Regions from separate parts of the Homo sapiens genome. Here all the other regions are linked to region 1. A link is a contact called in ENCODE Hi-C or POLR2A ChIA-PET data. All regions are on one chromosome and are shown on one strand. Each heading gives the region's core, a stretch centred on a gene start or an enhancer-like site at or near the end of the contact. The rest is flanking DNA. Distances are from core to core; before and after follow the strand shown. Region 1 holds the start of AP2A1 (adaptor related protein complex 2 subunit alpha 1). Region 2 holds the start of JOSD2 (Josephin domain containing 2). Region 3 holds the start of SNRNP70 (small nuclear ribonucleoprotein U1 subunit 70). Region 4 holds the start of CLEC11A (C-type lectin domain containing 11A). Region 5 overlaps BCAT2 (branched chain amino acid transaminase 2). Region 6 holds the start of KCNC3 (potassium voltage-gated channel subfamily C member 3).

Evidence for each region. Hi-C counts contacts between places; a loop is a spot of excess contacts on that map. ChIA-PET counts read pairs that join two places held with the same protein, here RNA polymerase II (POLR2A). Pooled maps may share reads with other maps.
Region 2: a loop to region 1 is called in a map of naive thymus-derived CD4-positive, alpha-beta T cell, with 15 times the contacts of the local background. The contact joins the promoter of JOSD2 here to the promoter of AP2A1 in region 1. A Hi-C loop is called at or near these places in 1 of 168 maps with a recorded cell type or tissue (naive thymus-derived CD4-positive, alpha-beta T cell), 1 of 37 single-sample maps with no recorded cell type and 12 of 50 pooled maps.
Region 3: a loop to region 1 is called in a map of Right ventricle myocardium inferior, with 4 times the contacts of the local background. The contact joins the promoter of SNRNP70 here to the promoter of AP2A1 in region 1. A Hi-C loop is called at or near these places in 1 of 168 maps with a recorded cell type or tissue (Right ventricle myocardium inferior) and 9 of 50 pooled maps. POLR2A ChIA-PET finds 5 or more read pairs at or near these places in 2 of 52 experiments (A549 and activated CD4-positive, alpha-beta T cell).
Region 4: a pooled map shows a loop between it and region 1 (15-fold over the local background). The contact joins the promoter of CLEC11A here to the promoter of AP2A1 in region 1. A Hi-C loop is called at or near these places in 5 of 50 pooled maps. POLR2A ChIA-PET finds 5 or more read pairs at or near these places in 2 of 52 experiments (BJ and naive thymus-derived CD8-positive, alpha-beta T cell).
Region 5: a loop to region 1 is called in a map of B cell, with 22 times the contacts of the local background. The contact joins the enhancer-like site here to the promoter of AP2A1 in region 1. A Hi-C loop is called at or near these places in 1 of 168 maps with a recorded cell type or tissue (B cell) and 4 of 50 pooled maps. POLR2A ChIA-PET finds 5 or more read pairs at or near these places in 2 of 52 experiments (BJ and GM12878).
Region 6: a loop to region 1 is called in a pooled map, with 10 times the contacts of the local background. The contact joins the promoter of KCNC3 here to the promoter of AP2A1 in region 1. A Hi-C loop is called at or near these places in 1 of 37 single-sample maps with no recorded cell type and 8 of 50 pooled maps. POLR2A ChIA-PET finds 5 or more read pairs at or near these places in 3 of 52 experiments (GM10248, WTC11 and activated T-cell).

What each region holds. Positions count from the first base shown.
Region 1 is chr19:49,765,132-49,768,295 of GRCh38, reverse strand. It overlaps AP2A1 (adaptor related protein complex 2 subunit alpha 1), which reads right to left and starts at 1,295. Exons shown (of 23, transcript NM_130787.3): 1 at 1,096-1,295. The coding sequence starts at 1,162. RefSeq lists enhancers at 831-1,599, 1,653-2,630 and a silencer at 1,161-1,740.
Region 2 is chr19:50,509,835-50,513,269 of GRCh38, reverse strand. JOSD2 (Josephin domain containing 2) reads left to right here and starts at 2,079. Exons shown (of 5, transcript NM_001270639.2): 1 at 2,079-2,153; 2 at 2,822-2,984. The coding sequence starts at 2,839. ASPDH (aspartate dehydrogenase domain containing) reads left to right here. Exons shown (of 7, transcript NM_001114598.2): 3 at 259-343; 4 at 460-609; 5 at 690-910; 6 at 980-1,134; 7 at 1,497-1,667. The coding sequence ends at 1,540. LOC124904747 (a long non-coding RNA gene) reads right to left here and starts at 1,852. Exons shown (of 3, transcript XR_007067300.1): 1 at 1,799-1,852. RefSeq lists enhancers at 885-1,474, 1,778-1,897, 2,392-2,898, 2,899-3,406 and a silencer at 2,098-2,227.
Region 3 is chr19:49,083,226-49,086,794 of GRCh38, reverse strand. SNRNP70 (small nuclear ribonucleoprotein U1 subunit 70) reads right to left here and starts at 1,344. Exons shown (of 10, transcript NM_003089.6): 1 at 1,159-1,344; 2 at 234-390. The coding sequence starts at 380. RefSeq lists enhancers at 1,159-1,248, 1,599-1,668.
Region 4 is chr19:50,721,958-50,725,042 of GRCh38, reverse strand. It overlaps CLEC11A (C-type lectin domain containing 11A), which reads right to left and starts at 1,679. Exons shown (of 4, transcript NM_002975.3): 1 at 1,371-1,679; 2 at 952-1,138; 3 at 442-633; 4 at 1-21. The coding sequence starts at 1,517. RefSeq lists silencers at 111-170, 211-330.
Region 5 is chr19:48,793,906-48,797,108 of GRCh38, reverse strand. BCAT2 (branched chain amino acid transaminase 2) reads left to right here. Exons shown (of 11, transcript NM_001190.4): 8 at 87-172; 9 at 391-531; 10 at 607-681; 11 at 1,645-2,045. The coding sequence ends at 1,683. Among named protein-coding and RNA genes, the nearest start is that of BCAT2, 16 kb to the left of the region's middle. RefSeq lists enhancers at 354-989, 1,587-1,766, 1,807-1,876, 3,109-3,203. Within about 2 kb of position 1,613, at least 36 of the 41 ENCODE cell types and tissues checked have a DNase peak (open chromatin) inside an H3K27ac peak, as active enhancers do; they include B cell, where a contact is called at or near this core.
Region 6 is chr19:50,327,634-50,331,076 of GRCh38, reverse strand. KCNC3 (potassium voltage-gated channel subfamily C member 3) reads left to right here and starts at 1,700. Exons shown (of 5, transcript NM_004977.3): 1 at 1,700-2,864. The coding sequence starts at 1,995. LOC105372437 (a long non-coding RNA gene) reads right to left here and starts at 1,457. Exons shown (of 4, transcript XR_007067299.1): 1 at 1,282-1,457. RefSeq lists silencers at 10-379, 393-572, 1,450-1,509, 1,590-2,139, 2,748-2,837 and an enhancer at 1,691-1,985.

The DNA of each region.
Region 1 (3,164 bases), core at 46-2,545:
GCTCCAATCACCCACAGCCATTCCCAGGAGTTGAGAGCTGACTTGCCGCCAGGATTCCCATCGTCACGACAACTCTTCCTGGCAGGGACCACCGTCCCCATATTACTGTGGTCAAATAGAAAAGGGCTCAGATCCCTGCCTGTCCTGCTGCCTGACCCCTGACCTCTCTCTGGGATTAGACTTCCCCTATTCCCAGCTTTCCAGATATCTACCCCTCAAGCACTTCAGAACCCAACGCCTTCCTTGAGGTCTGGGCGCTCCTTCTTCTACCCTTTCCCCAATCCCCTACTCTAATGTCCTCTTCTTTCCTGGCCCCCCGTTCCCTGTCACAGGTTCTCCCAAGACCTTACACCGACAGCTCTTTTCCTCTGTGTTCCTTGGGTCCCTCCTTTCCCCTCAGCTGCCCCTCTAGCCCCCTCCACACTGCCTTCCATGTCTTCTAGGCAATCTCCCACCCTGAAGCCCCTCTATCCTTCACCAGGGTGTCCTTATAGTCTCCCCGTCCCATCATCTCCCTGCCCCAAACTCATGGACTTTCAACCACTCTCAGGCCTCCTCTATACCACTGGCCAGGAGCCTCGGTGACCTATCTAACCCCTTTCCCCTGTATGACACCCCCTATCCCAGGTCCTCAAGCCCTGCTTCATTAGGCTTCCGGCATTCCACTTCCTCCAGGTCCCCTCTGGCCTCTTCCCATTCCATCGCTCCACAGGGCACCCCCGCCATACACTTCTTTCACTTCTTCTCTACATTGGGAATCCCTCTAACCCCATCGTTTGTAAGATCCCCCAGCTTTTCAGTCTTTCCCAGGGGACACCTCTATGCTCCCATCCCCGGGACCTCACTGGCTTCCTCCCCTTTCAAGCCCTCCCGGACCCCTCTAGCTACTCCGTGTCGTCACCTCAAGAGGCACTCTATGACACCCCAAGCCCCTACGTGCCCCCCACTCTAAAGTTCTTCCTGGGGCCCATCTATGCTGTCCCTATACGGCCGCAGAGGCTTTTGATCCCCCGGGTCCCTCTGTGATCCCCAAACCCCTCAATTTCACGCTCCCCCCTCCCCCGCGTCTCCAGTGTCCCCCGGCCGCGCGCTCACAGTTCCGGATGTCGGAGATGAACACCGCGAGCCCCCGCATCCCATCGCCCTTGGACACGGCCGGCATGATGGCGGTGGTGTCGGCTCCAGGCCTGGCCGGACAGGGCACAGAGCAGCGGGGGCTGGCAAGCGGGGACCGGGCGGAAAGGACCCCAGGCAGCGCCAAGGAGCCGAGCCGGCCGCGGGGAGGGCTGGCTGGCGGGCGGGCGGGCGGGCTGGCAGGCCGTGGCACCGCCCCCTGCCCCTCCCCTCCGCCCGCGGTCCGGAGCTCTGAGCCGCCCACTGGCTTGAGCTCCTGCCGCTCACAGGCGGGTTTCTCCCCCACTTCCTCTCTCATTGGCCGCCAAGCAAAGGCACGACGCTACGATTGGCCCAGTGTTCCGCTATTTCCGTTTGGGAGCTGGGGAGGGGGGGGAGGAGGCGTTGCCCGAGAGACGGGCGGGGTTCGATTGCGTATCATGGGCCCGCCCCCTCCGCGCGGCCAGGTCAAACACTGATTGGATCTAGCGGCTCTCCAAGGAGGAAGGGAGGGACGTGAAGGAAGGCGGGGAACGGTCCTAGGAGGCGGGACTTAGGTTGACTGGGACCAATGAACGGGTAGACCTGCCCCGCAGGCGTCGCGGATTGGCGAGATCTGTCCTACTTCAGCCCTCCATTGGGCGGCTGTGGGGCGGGCGGAAGGCGAAGATCAGTAGAGAAGGAAAGAGGGGAGGGTGTCACTCCGCTCGGCTGGGATAGGTGGAGCGACGCCTGCAATTCCCTGCTGCAGAGAAGGGGTTGGGCGAGGCAAGAGAGCGTGCGGTGTTTACTGCGCAAGCGTCTCCGTGTTCCCTTTCTCCCTCCACTGTCACCCCCGACTGCTGAAATCCTCTTCTAGGAAGCCTTCCTCCCCTCCCCCCTTCTCTGCAGCCAACGTGTCGGGACTTGAGTTGTCAGGAGACCTAGAATCTCAGAGTGAAAAACAGTAATTCAAGGCTAGTCCCATTAAGCAGAAGTTAAAACTTAGGTCGAGAGGGCGAATGACTTGCCCAGGGCCACACAGCTTGGAAGTGAAAAAGCAGAAATAAACGTAAACCGTATCTTGGCTTACTTTTCAATATATGTTGCCTTTTTTTTTTTGTCCAACCGCAGTGTCTCTCGGGCAGCCTCCATTGTAGCAGATATCAAACCAAAATTGATTGTCTCCTCCAGACTGGGAACTCCTTCTGGGCAAGAATGGGACCTGGCCTTGAACAGTTTCAACAACATTTGTTAAAAGAAGAAATAGGTGAATCTGCTTTGGCCCAGCCCCAGCCTCCATCCCCAACCCCCAGCTCCCCAGAGACTCTTTGGTAAACTGGCTTTGGGGAAGGCAAAACGGCCAGAACTCCCAACGCCCCAGGAGATTGAGAAATTTGGGACAAAGGGAACTGGAAGAGTCCATTTCTGTCACCTGTAGGAACAAAACTCCACCCCATCAGCCTTTTCTAATCTCAGAAGCCAAGAATTCCTGGAATGAGCCTTGGGGGTGTGTTCTGGACCTTTGGAATGGCCATTCTGAATCCTGGGAGATGGAAAGGAGGTTGAGAAGAGCCCACCTTCCAGGCTCAATGGATGCGTCCATTTGGGTTTCCAGGAATGGGGCCTGGGAAAGTCCATTTTGGATTCCAGGAGGACAGAAATTGCTCAGCTGTTTTAGTCACAGGGAGAGTCCATTTCTAATATGGGAGGGGGGTGCTGTTTGCCCCTGAAGAACATAAAGCAGCCCCATTAAACACAAGAAAAATTATTAATCCCAGGACTTGAAGTTCTTTTTTTTTTTTTTTGAGATGGAGTCTCGCTCTGTCGCCCAGGCTGGGGTGCAGTGGCGCGATCTCAGCTCACTGCAACCTCCGCCTCCCGGGTTCACGCCATTCTCCTGCCTCAGCCTCCCAAGTAGCTGGGACTACAGGCGCACGCCACCATGCCTGGCTAATTTTTTGTGTTTTTAGTAGAGACGGGGTTTCACCGTGTTAGCCAGGATGGTCTCGATCTCCTGACCTTGTGATCCGCCCACCTCGGCCTCCCAAAGTGCTGGAATTACAGGCGTG
Region 2 (3,435 bases), core at 830-3,329, 740 kb before region 1:
CAGTGACCTTGCCATGGGAGAGTGGAGCTCCCTGAAGCTCCTGTCCTGGCTCTCTTAGCCACTGTGTGATCTCAGGGGTTCCCTGACCCTCTCTGGGCCTTGGTTCAAGCAAATGTGAAACAGGACGAACCCATTCATCTCATTTCGCCTCCCAGGTCAGGGAGAAGAAGGGCAGCCCTCAGTAGACTCGGAGGGAACCTTGGGGAGAAGAGGCCTAATACCTCTCCAAGACCCTCCGCCCTCTTTCCCCTCTCCCAGGCGCCCTGATCTGGTTGTGGAAGTGGCCCATCCCAAAATAATCCATGAATCTGGGGCACAAATCCTGCGCCATGCCAATCTCCTGGTAAGCCCCACCCCAACCATTTACGCAGAGCCCTGCCCCTTCTGTCTTGGTCTCACCCCACCCTGAAGTGGATATCCTTCCCTGACCTCAACCCTCCCCTCCTTCATCCACCCCAGGTGGGGTCCCCCTCAGCTCTAAGTGACCAGACCACAGAGCGGCAGCTCTTGGAGGCCTCACAGCACTGGGACCACGCCGTGTTTGTGGCCCGAGGGGCCCTGTGGGGCGCTGAGGACATCAGGAGATTGGATGCAGCTGGGGGCCTCCGGGTGAGGCCTGCTGGGCTCCCCAGGAACCAGGGGAGGCCTGCAAAGACCCCACTCCCCCTAACCCGGGCTCTTGCTTCCAGAGCCTTCGTGTCACCATGGCCACACACCCCGATGGCTTCCGGCTTGAGGGACCCCTGGCTGCAGCCCACAGCCCTGGGCCTTGCACTGTGCTCTACGAAGGCCCTGTCCGTGGGCTCTGCCCCTTTGCCCCGCGAAATTCCAACACCATGGCGGCGGCTGCCCTGGCTGCCCCCAGCCTGGGCTTCGATGGGGTGATTGGGGTGCTCGTGGCTGATACCAGGTGAGCAGAGCTAAGCAGGGTGTTGGGCTGAGTCCAGGCTCTCCAGACTGACTGCCCCTCTTGTCCCAGCCTCACGGACATGCACGTGGTGGATGTAGAGCTGAGCGGACCCCGGGGCCCCACGGGCCGAAGCTTTGCTGTGCACACCCGCAGAGAGAACCCTGCCGAGCCAGGCGCGGTCACCGGCTCCGCCACCGTCACGGCCTTCTGGCAGAGCCTCCTGGGTGCGGCCAGGCCCCTCTCCCCCGGCCCTGGGCTCCTGTGTTCTGCAGAGCTTGGGGGTCCCGGGCTCTCACTAGTTCTGCAGTTCTGGTTCTGTATTTGTTGACCTTTCTTTCTTTCTGACCTTTATTTCCTTAACCTCTCTCCATGACTTTGAATCCTGGCACTGTAGATGTCTCCATTTGTGCCCGCCTCTGATCGAGACTCTCTCTGTCTCTGTCCACCCCCAGGGCTCTGTCCCGCTCTCTCCGGGTCTTCCTCCACCGCCCCCCTGCCCTGTCCCCTCCTCCCACCACTGCCTCCCCCAGGCGTCTGTCTCCTCATCTCTCCTCTGTCTCATTCGCTCATTCCCCTCTCCCCGCAGCCTGCTGCCAGCTCCCCTCCAGGCCGGGGATCCATCTCTGCTGAGAAGCCTCCTCCCTCCCGAGACAAGATCATCTGCCTGGCCTCTCACCACCACCATCCCACCCCTGCCCTGCCCCACTTCCCCAGGGTCTCCCTTCTGACTCAGTAAAGATCACCGCTGCCTCCCCCCGCACCGCCTGGCGTCTCTGATCCCTTTCCCTTGTGTGACGTCACGCTGCGTCTGCGCACCGCGCATGACGCCATCGCCGGGGGCGAGCACCCATGAGAGCGCGGCGCCAGGAAGCTATCGCGAGAGCCTACCTACTAAGTTTCCTAGAATCTCTGAGCAGTAGTGGGCGCGGCCGTATGCGAAAGAAGGGCCTCTGAGGCGCACTTCCGGGACCTGCCGCGGAGCCCGACGGAAGTTGTAGTGCGGCATTTCCTAGGCCCGACGGCCGACTTCAGGGCCACGCGGCCCGGGCGTTCCGTGTGGAGCAGGAGTCCCGCGGGGCCCCACGGGAGTCGTAGTCCGGCGCGCGGGGATCACCGGGAGCTGTAGTCCGTCCCGCCTGCCCAGTCAGCGCGGTGTTGCCCGCCCCGCACTCGGAGCCCAGAGCCGCCGCCCAGGAAGGGGATGCGGAAACCCCTGGCTCGGTGGAGCGGAGAGGCAGGCGGGGTGAGGGGCGTTGCCAGGCAAAGGGCGAGCGCCGTGGCTGGGGTGCGGGTCGGCGAAGGGCTCCATTCCTTGGTGTCCGGGGAGGGGGCCTGGTTGCTGGGTGATAGGAAGAGGAACTCCTGTTGCTTAGTGACTGGGGAGGGGGCCCCGTTGCCAGGTGACAAGAGCAGAGAGCCTCGCTGCTACATGACCGGGGAAGGGGAGTCTTCTGTTGCTAGGAGACCAGAGGGGACCCTATCACCTAGAGACAGGGGAGGAGGATTCTCTATTGCTAGGTGCTCGGAGGACAGACTTTGTTACCTAGTGCGGTGGGGAGGGGGCTTTGTTGCTAGGTAACCACAGAGCGCCCTGGTTACCTAGGGACGGGGAGGCAGGTTCCTCTGTTGCTAGGTGACCATGATAGGGACCCTTTTACTTAGAGACCTGGTGAGGGTGGTTTTCTGTTGCTAGGGGAGCAGAAGAGACAGCGTTTTTCGTAGGAATAGGAATAAGGGATGGAGGGACGTGTGCTGCCAGGAGACTGCCAGGGAGCGGGGTCAGGGGCCCAGTGTCTTCCTGGGCTGCTCCGAGTCCCAGCTCAATCAATGGCGATGCCCCAAAGGCCTGCTGGGAGGCTGGACCTCTAGATCCCGGGCCCCTGAGGACCTTCTCCCCCTCCCAACCCCCAGCAGGAGCCGAGGACGGCATGTCCCAGGCCCCGGGAGCACAGCCGAGCCCACCCACCGTGTACCACGAACGGCAGCGCCTGGAGCTGTGTGCTGTCCACGCCCTCAACAACGTTCTGCAGCAGCAGCTCTTTAGCCAGGAGGCTGCCGATGAGATCTGCAAGAGGTGACCGTCACCCACCCCAGCCCCTGGAGCAGCAGAGCTCTGGCGGAGTGACCCACCTGGGTCTCGCCGCCAGGCAGGCGCTGAGCCTTGGGGGCTTTCTTCTGCTCCGCGCTCACTTGCCTAAGCTAGACGCTGGGACTCTGGGGAGATGTTGCCTCCTGTGCCTGTCTGTCCCTGTGGCCTCAGCCCCAGCCAGACCTCAATCCAGTGGTTCTTTCTTTTTTTTTTTTTTTTGAGACTGAGTCTCACTCTGTTGCCCAGGCTGGAGTGCAGTTGCGCGATCTCGCTCACTGCGAGCTCGGCCTCCCGGGTTCATGCCATTCTCCTGCCTCAGCCTCCCGAGTAGCTGGGACTACAGGCACCCGCCACCACGCCCGGCTAATTTTTTGTATTTTTAGTAGAGACGGGGTTTCACCATGTTAGCCGGGATGGTCTCAATCTCCTGACCTCG
Region 3 (3,569 bases), core at 95-2,594, 680 kb after region 1:
GGGCTCAAGCAATCCTCCCACCTCAGCCTCCTGAGTAGCTGAGACTACAGACGCACTCGACCACACCCGACACCCGGCTCCAACCCCATTTAAAACAGAGAAACTGAGGATCACAAAGGTTAAGCCCCTCGCTTAAATCACGCAGCTGGCAAAATGGCCAGAAGCTGGACTCGCAAATCCAACCCGTTGCTCCCCAGAACCCAAACCATTCCTGGCCTGCTCAGTGAACTCACCTCAAACTCTCGAATGTACGGCGCAATGCCACAATAAGGTTGATTGTGGTGTTTTTCATGTGGCAGTTTCTCCAGGGGTGGCAGGTATGGAATAGGGTCACGGGGGGCAAAGAGGGCCAGAAGGTTGGGCGGCAGGAACTGGGTCATCTTGCCAAGTCTGAGAGCAGAAGCAGGACAGCCTTAGGTTAGATCGGGTCTGCACAGAGAAAGCCCCTGTTACTCCTTGACTCTCAAAATAAGAAAGACAGGAGAAAAGTCTCGGAATTAAAACAGGCTCTGTAAGGGCAGAGAACAGTCCTGTGTTGCGGAGAAAAGGGTACGTCTTGGTGGGGGTGGAGGTGAAAGGCCGGTAAAGAAAACAAAAATAACGGCTGGAAAAGGGTTCCTGAAGAGTGAAGTCTCAGAGTCCTCTGACACGAGCTGTGGGGCGGAGAGGTTCCCTGGGAATTTCTGGGGAAATCAAGGACCCGAGGAGGGAGGCCCAGAGCAGCTGTGGCTGCTCGTCCCGTGCCGTGGAGGGCAAATTACGAGATGCAGTTTGCAGGGTCCTGGGGATCGGAAGTTTCCAAGCAAAGAAAGAGAAACATAAGGAGCGAAGCCCCAAAACCAAGTGCTTGTGGGTAACAGACCTGGACCCCGCAAAAAGCGAAAGGAATTATGGGTAAGGGTCCAGGACAACATAGACAAACGAAAAAGAAAAAAGGCCACACACCGCAAGGGCCTGTGGGTAGGGAACCACGAGGGCGCTGTGGGAAGCGGGCGTGGGTGCCCAGAGATTTCGGGGTCCGGGAAAGGGATGCAGAAGGGACCTGTGGCGGGGACGCGGGAAAGGGGCCTGGCCGCGGGGAAGAGGACCGGGCCCACCGCTGGGGCTTCTGGGTAGCGGCCCCGCACCCCGTCGGGCCACTCAGTCACACTCACTCACCGCGTAGCGCCCTCCTCGCTCTGGCGTCTGTCCGGAGGCTCGCGGCGGCTGCGGCAGCCCCTCAGCAACAACAACTCCTGCTTCGGCTTCCACTCCGGGGGCGTCCACGTCCGTCTGATTCCGTCGCCCGCTAAGCGAGCGCACCAGGCCGCTGCTCAGCCACCCGCGCGGCCTCCGATAGCGACTGGAGCAGGGGGTGGGTCCCGGCCGCAAATCCCTCCGCCGTCCTCACTGCGCACGCGCCGTGCGGTGCCAACAACAACCCACACACTAGGACCCGGCGCTGCCGCGGGCACAGCGCACGCGCGAGGTCACTACCCCGCCTTTGGGCACCTTGAGTACCTCAGCCGCGGGGGGCTGGCTTCTGCACTGCGCGCGCGCGCTTGCCCCAAGCCGCCCCTCCACCTCCCGCTTTCCGCGCCGAACCGCCTATGTCCGCGAGACTCTCCCTGATGCTCCGCCCCTTTCCGATCACACTTCCCGGATCTTTCGCGCATGCGTTTTGCGTAGAGAACTGTAACGTACCTCTCCGCCGCCTAGCAAAGAGTCCCTAGGTGAACAGCCTGATTGCGTTGATGTCTAATCTATTCAATCAATAACTATTCATCGAGCATCTCGTGTGTGCTAGGCACTGTCTGGGCTTTGGGGGTACAGCACGTGATTAAAGCAAAGTCTTCTGCTGCTAGGGCTTACATTGTACTGGGAGAGACAATAAAAGCATTTAACTGAATAAAGATAATTTGAGGCCAGGCGCGGTGGATCACGCCTGTAATCCCAGAACTTTTGGGAGGCTGAGGCGGGCAGATCACCTGAGGTCAGGAGTGTGAGACCAACCTGACCAACATGGTGAAAGCCCGTCTCTACTAAAAATACAAAAATTAGCCGGGCGTGGCCGTGCGCGCCTGTAAGCCCGGTTACTCTGGAGGCTGAGGCGGGAGAATCGCTTGAACTCGGGAGGCGGAGGTTGCAGTGAGCCGAGGTCGTGCCATTGCACTCCAGCCTGGGCGACAGAGCGACTCCGTCTCAAAAGTAAATAAATAAATAAATAATAAAAGATAATTTGAGATAGTGGCCAGCATAATGAAGAACGATGGAGCAGAATAAAGGGATGGGAAGTGAGAGCGAGGCTGTTTTAGAAAGGGTGATAATGGAAGGCCCCTCTGAAGAGGTAACATTTGAATAAAGGACAGATAGAAGCGAGATCTGGGGTGGGGCCGGGGGGGCGGTGTTTAACAGTAAGTGCAAAGGTCCTGAACTGAGACCAGATGGCAGGAATCTCAGGTTGTTGGCCATGAGATCAGAGAGCTGGCACTTGTTATTTAGAGCCCTGTTCTTAAGTATTGTATCTTAAGTTTTGTGGATGGATTCAATAGCCTGTTTAATAACTACAGAAATTATTGCAAATTAAAATGACTAATTTTATGTTTCAAGAAAAAGGCCGAGTGCAGTGCTCACGCCTGTAATCCCAGCACTTTGGGAGGCCAAGGCGGGCAGATCACCTGAGGTCAATAGTTCGAGACCAGACTGATCAACATGGAGAAACCCCGTCTCTACTAAAAATACAAAATTAGCTGGGCATGGTGGCACATGCCTATAATCCCAGCTACTTGAGAGGCTGAGGCAGGAGAATCACTTGAACCTGGGAGGCAGAGGTTGTGGTGAGCCAAGATGGCACCATTGCACTCCAGCCTGGGAGACAAGAGCAAAACTCCGTCTCAAATAAAAAAAAGAAGTGGGAGGATCGTTTGAGCCGAGAAAGTTGAGGCTGCAGTGAGCCAAGATTGTGCCACTAGACTCCAGCCTGGGCGACAGAGCGAGACTCCGTCTCAAAAAAAAAAAAAAAAAAAGAAAGAAAAGGGCTGGGTGTGGTGGCTCACACCTGTAATCCCAGCACTTTGGGAGGCCGAGGTGGGCGGATCACCTGAGGTCAGGAGTTCGAGACCAGCCTGGCCAACATGGTGAAATCCCATCTCTACTAAAAATACAAAAATTAGCTGGGAGTGGTGGCACGCACCTGTAATTCCAGCTACCTGGGAAGCTGAGGCAGGAGAATTGCTTGAACCCGGGAGGCAGAGATTGCACGACTGCACTCCAGCCTGGGCAACAGAGTGAGAATCTGTCTCAAAAAAACAAATAAAATAGGCCGGGTGTGGTGGCTCACACCTGTAATCCCAGCACTTTGGGAGGCCAAGGTAGGAGGATCCCTGAGATCAGGAGTTCAAGACCAGCCTGGGCAACATGGCGAAACCCCTTCTCTACTAAAAATACAAAAATTAGCTGGACATGGTGGCATGCACCTGTAATCCCAGCTACTTTGAAGGCTAAGGCAGGAGAATCGCTTGAATCTGGGAGGTGGAGGTTGCAGTGAGCTGAGACTGTGCAACTGCACTCCAGCCTGGACAGAGCAAGAC
Region 4 (3,085 bases), core at 430-2,929, 960 kb before region 1:
GGCGCAGCCCCTTCAGGCAGCCTGTGGGCGGGGCCGGGTAGAGAAGGAGGCGGGGTCATGCATTCAGAGTCTGGAAGGGGGCGAGGACAAAACATCCGGGGGTGGAGGGAGGCGGGGCCAGGAACTCATGGGGAGGGCTGGGAGGAGGCGTGGTCAGAACCGCGGGAGCCAGGAGGTGGAGAGTCTGGTCCGCCAGGGGCGGGGCCAGGCGGTGGGAGCTGGACTGTAGGGGGCGTGGTGCTGCCCCAGTCGGGTCCGCGCGGGTCTGGAGTGCCCACCCGCTCCCTGCATTCAGCCTCCCAGCTCTCTAACCCCGTCCGCTAGCACACAGCAGCTCTCCCGAACTCTCCCGCCCCGGACACCTAGGGTCACCTTCTCAACCAGTCCCATTCCTGGCCCAGATAGTCTCATTTTTTTCCACCCCGCGCGCCGCGGACTCACCCTCCAAGCGGCCGTGCTCGCGCTCGGCGCGACCCTGCGCCTCCTGCAGGGCTTGCACGGCATCGCGGGTGTCGCCTGCCGCGTTCCGCAGCTGCCGCAGCCCCTGGGTCAGCTCGACCACGCGGGTGTCCAACGCGTGCAGACGGACGTGCAGCTGGTGCAGGCCTGCGTCCAGGCCGGCCAGGCGGCCCACTGCGGACAGACAGGGATCATGCTGGAGGGGGAGCCTGGAGATGCAGCGGGGGGCCTGAGGACCTGGAGAACTGGGATCTAGGGCTCCTGAGGGCGGGGTGGCGGTGGGGGGGGCACCCCGGACTCCTGGAAGGTAGGGTCGAGTGGCCCAGGCCTTTAGGAGGCATGGCCGTGGACCTGGGGCTCCTAGGGGTGTGGGGGCTCTGGGCTGGGCAATGGACAACTGAAAGGCCACTTGGCAGTGAACCGACCCTTCATTTTTGCGAAAGTGACCGCGGCGGCCTAGGAGTTTGGGGGTGAGGGCTTCTGGTTACTCACGGATGTAAGTGACGATGTCCTCAGGGGTGGGAGAGGGGCTGGGGCCGGAGGATGGGGTTGGCGTTGCTTCCTCCTCCTCTTCCTCCCCCTGGTCCTCCTCCATCTCCCAGTCCTCTTTTCCCTCAACAGTTCCGGCAGGATTCTCATCCCCCCTCCCAGCAGGCAGTCCTAGGGCTTCCTGCAGATGCTGGGGCAGGGGAGGGGTGGTGAGCCCCAGCCTGCCACCAAGATGCCCCATTCACCCCTTTCCAACTCATAACTCATTCTCTGCTGCCTGAGTCCTGTCTCTGAGCCCATCACCCTCCCACTCCTCTGAGACTATCCCAATCGCTCCTCATTGTCCATTTCCCTAACCTTGCAATACCCCCTCCCAGACCCACAGTTCACCACCCATAGCTCCCTGACACTCCAGAGCTCACCTTCAGCATCAGGGCCTCCCTCTCCCGCTCCTCCTCCTGGGCACCTCCCCAGCCTCCCTCCCACTCCCTCTCTGCTCCCCGAGCCCCATGGCCAAAGCCCAAGAGCTGGGGGACCACCAAAGCCCCCAAAAGCCAGGCTGCCTGCATTAAGCTGGACTCTTGGCACCCAAAGTTCCAGATGTCTGGATGTCTGGGGTGGGAGGGGTGGCCTCTGGGAACTGCCGAGTGCCCCTGCCCTGTGTGCAGGTCACTAGCCCCCAGGTTCCCGATTCTCCCAGCTTCTCTCTTCCTGTTCCTCTCCTCGTCTCTGTCCGGTCCGTTGGTCTCCTCTGCTTCTCTGTGTGTGTCTCTCCCCGCCCCTCTTGGCTCCCCGGAGGCCCTGCCTCTGTGGCCGGAAACCTCCAACGTTCCAAAGCCTAGATCCCGCCTTGGGTCTCCTCGCACACCCTCCTCTTTCCACTTTCCAGAGCTCGCTTCCGCCCTGCTCTTTCCTTCTGCTGTAGCCCAAAGATCAGATAATCAGGAAGAGGATGGAGCTGGCTCTCCAAGGAATCTTGGAAAACACAGGCCCCGGCCTCAGCCCAGGAACCCGCTCAGAACCATCTCGGCAGTGGTGGGATGCTGGGACCGAGCACTGCTCCCTTCTTCCCTGCCTGGCCATTCCTAAGGAGGGGCAGACCTCAGGGTCTCGCTGAGGTTGTTATTACCCTGTGGCCACCATCGCCTGCACACTCAATGGAGGAGACTCCAGGGCCCCTCCTGCCCCCTAGATTGCCCATCCTACCCTCCAAGCCCTTGTCTGGAGATCCAAGTGAGTGTGTGTGGGGGCAGGGTGACACATGTGAAGAGCACGCGTGTGACTGTGTGCATGACCCTGGAAGACGGGGCTCGGGGATTAATTGGCCACTTTACTAGAAGCCTCCTGCAGGCCAGGCTGTGGGCTGGGTGATGCTGGGGACTCCAGCTGCTTGCAGACCAGCAGCCAGATAGCTCCGGGGATGAGGGGGCTGGAGATGGGAGAGGGTGAGGAGTCTGGCGGAGCAGTCAGGGAAGGTTTCTCCAGGAGGTGAAATCGACAGACGCTAGGTTGTGTGCTCAAGGAGCTCTGAGCATTCAGCAAGCCACCTCATTTCAGCCTGGACCACTGCAGTCTCGCCCTCCCCCTCCTTCCTCCTGAGCCCCTCCAATCCCGGCTGCTTGCCGCAGCCAAAGCAATCCTTCCAAACCATAAATCAGATCACATCACTCCCCACTCCCCTGCTCCCCCACCTTCCCATCATAAGCAGGAGGGAAGCCAAGCCCGGGCCTCAGTCCTCAGCGCAGCCTACCATGCTGGGGGCTGGGAAGGAAGAACCCTTTGCACCTCTGCAGCCTCATCACCCCCATTCCCTTCACCCACCCCCAGCCTCCACCTTCCCTGGCCTCTTGGCTCATCCCCAAATACTAAGCTGATTACAACCTCAGAGCATTTGCACTAGCCCTTTCCTCCTTCTAGAAGCCTCTTTCCCCAGCTCCTTCTCATCATCGAGGTCTCAGCTCCAGGAGGTCTTCCCCAACCACCTTATCTATTCCGCAAGTTACTTTATTAAAATGCCCCATTTCATCTTTTTGGTATAATCAAGACTGGCATGATCTTGTTTGTTTATGTCTGTTCCCTGCCAATGAAAGCAGGGATTTTTATGCACTGATGCATCTCCTAGCACAAGGCCTACCTA
Region 5 (3,203 bases), core at 364-2,863, 970 kb after region 1:
TCTGGGATGGGGGAAGGGGGTGGCTCTTAAGACGGCGGTGCTAGGGGGTGAGAGGTAACATCTTCCACCCCTTACACCTGCCCTAGTGCTGGAGCTGGTGACGCCCCCGCTGAATGGTGTTATCCTGCCTGGAGTGGTCAGACAGAGTCTACTGGACATGGCTCAGACCTGGGTGAGGACATGGCATCTTCTGGTGATGGGCGCCATGTGCCAGGGGCCAGGGCATCAGAGGGCTGGGACTGGGGCACACTGGCATGTCTCTGCCCCTTCTCCTGGGTCTGTCTCTCCCGTTGGGCCTCTGTCTTTCTCACTATCCTCAGGGAGGGAGAGGTGGAGGTCTGCAGCAGGGCAACCCTCTGGGGACACGTGTCTCTGCCAACTGCCCTGCAGGGTGAGTTCCGGGTGGTGGAGCGCACGATCACCATGAAGCAGTTGCTGCGGGCCCTGGAGGAGGGCCGCGTGCGGGAAGTCTTTGGCTCGGGCACCGCTTGCCAGGTCTGCCCAGTGCACCGAATCCTGTACAAAGACAGGGTGAGGCGGGGCTGCCATTGTGGGTGGGAGGGAAGGAGGGGAGGGGCTTGGTCCTCACCGCACCTTCTGTCCCAGAACCTCCACATTCCCACCATGGAAAATGGGCCTGAGCTGATCCTCCGCTTCCAGAAGGAGCTGAAGGAGATCCAGGTGAGCTGCAGGGAGCTGGGGAATGGGCTGGGAGCTTGTTCCCTGGAGAAGTTGGTGTCCCATGAGCCCCTGGACTAACAGCCAGCCTCCTTCAGTAGTACCAGGAACAGATAATGGCCTTTCTTATTGAGGCCCTGGAGAGTGGGCTTTCTGTGCTGCTCTGTGGCCTGGAAAACCCCTTGGGGCTAAATCACCCTTTCCTGGGAGCTCCCGGAGCCCTGGATATGTCTTCAGCTTTGGAAACCCCTTCCTGTGATCCTCTGCGGCTCCTGGGTGCCCTGGTAGGAGAAACCCCCTCTCCGTGGGCCTCTGAGGCCCCTGGGTGCCCTGGTGGGAGAAACTCCCTCCCTGTGATCCTCTGCTGCCCCGGGTGCCCTGGTGGGAGAAAGGCCCTTTCCATGAATCACTGAGACCTTAGCCAGCCCTCTGGCCATCTCAGAGGTTGGCCTCCCAAGATTCCCTGGAGCCCTGGGCTATCCCTTTGGCCGGAGAAAGCTTCCTCCCATGAGCCTCTGGACCTTGGCCCCTCTCTGGCACCAGACTGTTTAATCCCATAAATCTCTGGGGGTATTCCCATCTTCTGGGCCAAGATCTCTTTCCCAAGAATCTCTGGGCTCCTTTCCCAGACCTAGAGCTACATTTCTGTAAACTTTTGTGCATCAGGACCTAGAACTACACATCCTCTGACTATCTGGGCTTTCTGAGCTGAAAGTGACTTTTTCCAAGAGCCTTAGAGGCCTGGCCATAATTCCTGTCTTCAGAACTACATCTCCCGGAAGCCTCTGCGCCGCCTTAGCCTTGATTCCCCGTTCCCATCATTGTTGGGGCCCTCTGGGAAGTGGACTACATTTCCCGTGAGCCGCTGGGGCACAGCTCCGTAGGCACTCGGCCTGGAACACCCCAGGGCCTACTGGGAGTTGTAGTGCAGCTTCCACCTCACGCACTGCCTCCGTTGTTCCGCAGTACGGAATCAGAGCCCACGAGTGGATGTTCCCGGTGTGAAGCTGCAGGCTGTGCTCCAGATCCACCGACCCGTAGCATCTCGTCACGCCAGCACTCGCCTCCCTACCAATGACTCACCTGAAGTGCAATACGAAATAAAAGGCCAGCGGGCGGCGTCTGGGTCTCTGGCGCCCCCATGTGGTTGCGACACTCCCAAAGCCGTAAGGGCCGACCCAGGCATCTTGGCCCCCAGCCCCTCGTCGCGGGTTCAGGTCCGCCCATTACTCCTTGTCGTGCGGTCAAGGATACACCTTGGCCCCGATTCCGGATCTCTCCGTTCTCAGGCCAGACCCCTGGTGCTGCCGTTGATTTTTTTTTCTCTGTCTTTGCTGCAATTTTGAAATAAAATGCCAAAGAACACACATTGTCGGGCTTCTTCAGTGACGTGACTCTGGGGCTTTAACCCAGGAATCCTGCTTCCTCAGCCCATTTTATTCTGAAGGACTCAGTCATCCGAGCCCCCAGTGTTCTGATGGTTTCTCCAACCTGGGGGAGCATTTCATGTCTCCGGCACTGAACTTACTATCTGCCCCCCACCAACCAGCTCCTCCCCTACTTTCCCGTCTCCCAGTCTCTAGGCCGGACCCCTAGGTGCTGCATCCTTTTCTCTCAAAGCCCACGAGGCCCCGATCCCTGTTCCTCCTGCCCCCGACTCTGCTGTCCGTTCCCCCGCCTCTTTGTCCCCTAGGCCCTGGCCTCAGCTCAGCTGCTGTCTTCTACTGGCACCCTTGTTCCAGCCTGCAGTCTGCTACCTGGCCCAAAGGGTCTTTTCTACACCCAGACGTGGCCCAGTGCCCTCAGCCAGGACTGTAGTCACGGGACCCTAGTGGGTGTGGAGTGAGGCACGATACTCTCACCTGCTGGAGGGATTAAACGTGGAAGAGTTTAGACTGGGTATGGTGACTCCCACCTGCAATTCCAGCACTGTGGGAGGCTGAGGCGGGAGGATTGCTTGAGACCAGGCTGGGCAACACAGTGAGATCCCATCTGTACAGAAAATACAGAAAATTAACCAGGTGAGGTGGCATGTGAGTATAGTCCCAGCTACTCCAGAGGCTGAGGTGGGAGGATTGCCTGAGCCCGGGAGGTTGAGGCTGCAGTGAGCTGTGATTGTGCCACTACACTCCAGCCTGGGTGACAGAGCAAGACTGTCTTGAAAAAAAGGCCAGGCACTGTGGCTCATGCCCGTAATCCCAGCACTTTGGGAGGCCAAGGTGGGCGGATCACCTGAAGTCAGGAGTTCAAGAGCAGCCTGGCCAACATGGTGAAACCCCATCTCTACTAAAAATACAAAAAAACCAGCTGGACGTGGTGGAGGGTGCCTGTAATCCCATCTACTTGAGAGGCTGAGGCAGGAGAATCGCTTGAACCTAGGAGGCAGAGGTTGCAGTGAGCAGAGATCATGCCACTGCACTCCAACACACACACACACACACACACACACACACAGACACACACACACACTTTATTTTATTTTTTTCTTGAGACAGAGTCTCGCTCTGTCGCTCAGGCTGGAGTGC
Region 6 (3,443 bases), core at 451-2,950, 560 kb before region 1:
CAGAAACGGGAGCGGGGGTGGGATGGGGTTGGGAGGCGATACGAATCAGCCGCCGCACCTGCAGCAGGAAGCGGCGGGCCAGAAACTGTGCTGCCCGAGGGCGCCCGCAGCCCCCTGACCCGCCCCCTTCGCTCCCGCAGGCGCCGCCTCCTCCCTCCGCAGCCCCAGCCGCAGCCGCTGGCCCCGCCCCAGCCCCCTGAGCCTGCGCTCTGCCTCTCGGAGCCTACGACCGCCCAGGGGGCGGGGACGGCCCGCTCCGAGGCGGTCCCCTTTTTCTGGCCCCGCCCCTCACTCCATTCTTCCCCAGAACCCGACCTCTGAGACTCCTAGCCCACCCCATTTTTTATCGGTCCTGCCTATATTGCCTCAGTCTTGACGGTGCTTCCTGGCGCTTTGGCCTCTCCCCTCTCCCGTCCTCTCTGCCTCCTTGCGTGCCCCCTCCTCACCAGTCCTCATCTACCCTCGGTCCTCCAATCTGCAGTCCGCCGCGGTGTAGCGTTCGTTAGAAGTTCTCGCCTCGCCCTTTGAGACCCTGTGACCTTTAGGCAGTGCCCTCTCCCAGGTCTTCTGATCCCGAAGACTCCCCGTTCCAGGTCCCTCCCCTCCATCCAGCCCAGTAGCTTTGTACTCTTTGTAGTCTCATTGTTCCCCTGGGATCCACCTCTCCCGTTCCTCTACCCTCCCTTAGCCCTGCCCTGCCCTCGCCTACCCTGGTTGCTTTCAAGACCCTCAAGCCCCGCTCCTTCCTTAGTCTCTCTTTCCTACCGCCCATTCAAGACGTTTTCTTTTTCTTTTATTTATTTATTTTTTGACACAGAGTCTCGCTCTGTCGCCCAGGCTGGAGTGGAGTGGTGCGATCTCGACTCATTGCAACCTCTACTTCCCAGGTTCAAGCGATTCTCCTGCCTCAACCTCCCGACTAGCTGGGACTACAGGCACCCACAACCACGCCCGACTAATTTTTGTATTTTTAGTAGAGGCGGGGCTTCACCATTTTGGCCGGGCTGGTCTCGAACTCCTGACCTCAAATGATCCACCCACCTCAGCCTCGCAAAGTGCTGGCGTTACAGGCGTGAGCCACTGCGCCCTGCCTCAAGACGTTTTCTATTTGTCGACCCCACTCACCTTCCTCAGTACCACTCATCCATCCGGACACTCATTCTCCGGGCCCAGCCCCGACTAACCAGGCCCGCCTTGGAGCCTCAGCCCCGCTCCCTCCCTTAGGCCTATCCAGACCCTCTCGGGTTTCCAGGACTCTCTCAAGTTTCAACACCTTCTCACCGAGTCTAAGTCTTTGTTCTTCCCGTGTCCTCTTTCAGTCCAGCCTGTCCCCCTTGCGCGGGAAAGTCCTCCATCTCTAGTTCCCGCCCCATGCAGTCTCATCTGGACCGTTTCTACTTTCTGCGGCCCTGTCTCTTCCAAGCAATGCTCCTCCCCACCAGGTCCTGCCTAGCGGTGTTTTAGGTGAGGGCGTGCGATCTGTTTTGTTTCTCTCCGCCCCTTTCTCAGCCCAATCAGGACGGCCTCTCTCATGGTGGCCCCGCCCCTCCAGGCCAGTCGGGCGTCTTTAAATAGCTTGGATGTGTCCCCTCCTCCCTCTACCCCGCCCGCACTTTTTTCAGTTCAGTAAGGTCTCTCTCTATCGTATCTAGCCCCGCCTTCCCCTGGCTACCAGTGCTGCCGAACACAATTAGTAGTAACCGGTCCCGCCTCCCTTGACGCCCCGCCCCGCCCCTCCTCCCTGCTCTCTTAGAAAGAGCCAATCGCTCCGTCTCATTGGCGGCCCCGACTCGTCCAGCTGGGTCGCGTTAGAGTGCCCGCCCCACTCCTCCCAGCCACAGCCCCGCCCCACCTCCCCCAGGCCAATCAGTTTGGTTCCTCTCCCCTAAGCCACGCCCCCGCTACCTCGCTCCTCCTCCCACCCAATCCCGTCGGTCTCTCCCCCCGTGTCCCCGCCCCTGCGTCCCCGCCCCTCCCGCCCCGCCCCCCGTCCAATGCTGAGCTCAGTCTGCGTCTCGTCCTTCCGCGGGCGCCAGGGGGCCAGCAAGCAGCAGCCGGCGCCACCGCCGCAGCCGCCCGAGTCCCCGCCGCCGCCACCGCTGCCGCCGCAGCAGCAGCAGCCTGCGCAGCCCGGCCCCGCCGCGTCCCCGGCGGGCCCCCCGGCACCCCGCGGGCCCGGGGACCGGCGCGCCGAGCCATGCCCCGGGCTGCCGGCGGCGGCCATGGGGCGGCACGGCGGCGGCGGTGGCGACAGCGGCAAGATCGTGATCAACGTGGGCGGCGTGCGCCATGAGACGTACCGCTCGACGCTGCGCACCCTGCCGGGGACGCGGCTGGCCGGCCTGACGGAGCCCGAGGCGGCGGCACGCTTCGACTACGACCCGGGCGCCGACGAGTTCTTCTTTGACCGGCACCCGGGAGTCTTCGCGTACGTGCTCAACTACTACCGCACCGGCAAGCTGCACTGCCCAGCCGACGTGTGCGGGCCCCTGTTTGAGGAGGAGCTCGGCTTCTGGGGCATCGACGAGACCGACGTGGAGGCCTGCTGCTGGATGACCTACCGGCAGCATCGCGACGCTGAGGAGGCGCTCGACTCCTTCGAGGCGCCCGACCCCGCGGGCGCCGCCAACGCCGCCAACGCCGCAGGCGCCCACGACGGAGGCCTGGACGACGAGGCGGGCGCGGGCGGCGGCGGCCTGGACGGAGCGGGCGGCGAGCTCAAGCGCCTCTGCTTCCAGGACGCGGGCGGCGGCGCCGGGGGGCCGCCAGGGGGCGCGGGCGGCGCGGGCGGCACATGGTGGCGCCGCTGGCAGCCCCGCGTGTGGGCGCTCTTCGAGGACCCCTACTCGTCGCGGGCTGCCAGGGTGAGCGCGCTCTCGGGGCCCCCATCCACCCCACCCCCGCCTCTCCAGGCGCCCCCAGTCTCCCAGGAGCGCCCCAGCTCCAACCCTCCGGGTCCCTCTAGGCTTCTCAGTCTCCTAGAAGCCTCTTCCCCAATCCTGAGTCTCCTGGGCTCCTCCGAACACACCCCCCTCTCGCAGCCATCCCCCAGATCCTCCAAAGACGGATCTCCAACCTTCGGGCTCTTCCAGACCCCTCCAAAGTTCCCCCTCCCCCGCCAAGGCCACCCTAGACGCTTAGACACTTCCTCCAGACCGTGAATCTCCCGTGCTTCTCTGAACAACCCGGTCCCCACCTTTCCTGGGCTCCTCTGAGACCCTCCCCAACCCTCATGTCTCCTGGGCCCCATCAAATCTCTTCTCACTACTCTTGGTCACCGTCCAGCCCTTGGTTTCTTGGACCTTCCCCAGCCCCTCAGAAGACATCCCTTCTCAGCCCTCAAATTCTCCTAGGCCCTGTGAGCCCTGACCCCCACTTTCCCTGCCTTCTCCAGACTCTCTGGGGCCCCCTATTCAACTCTCAGTCTCTCCCAGCACCTCCCC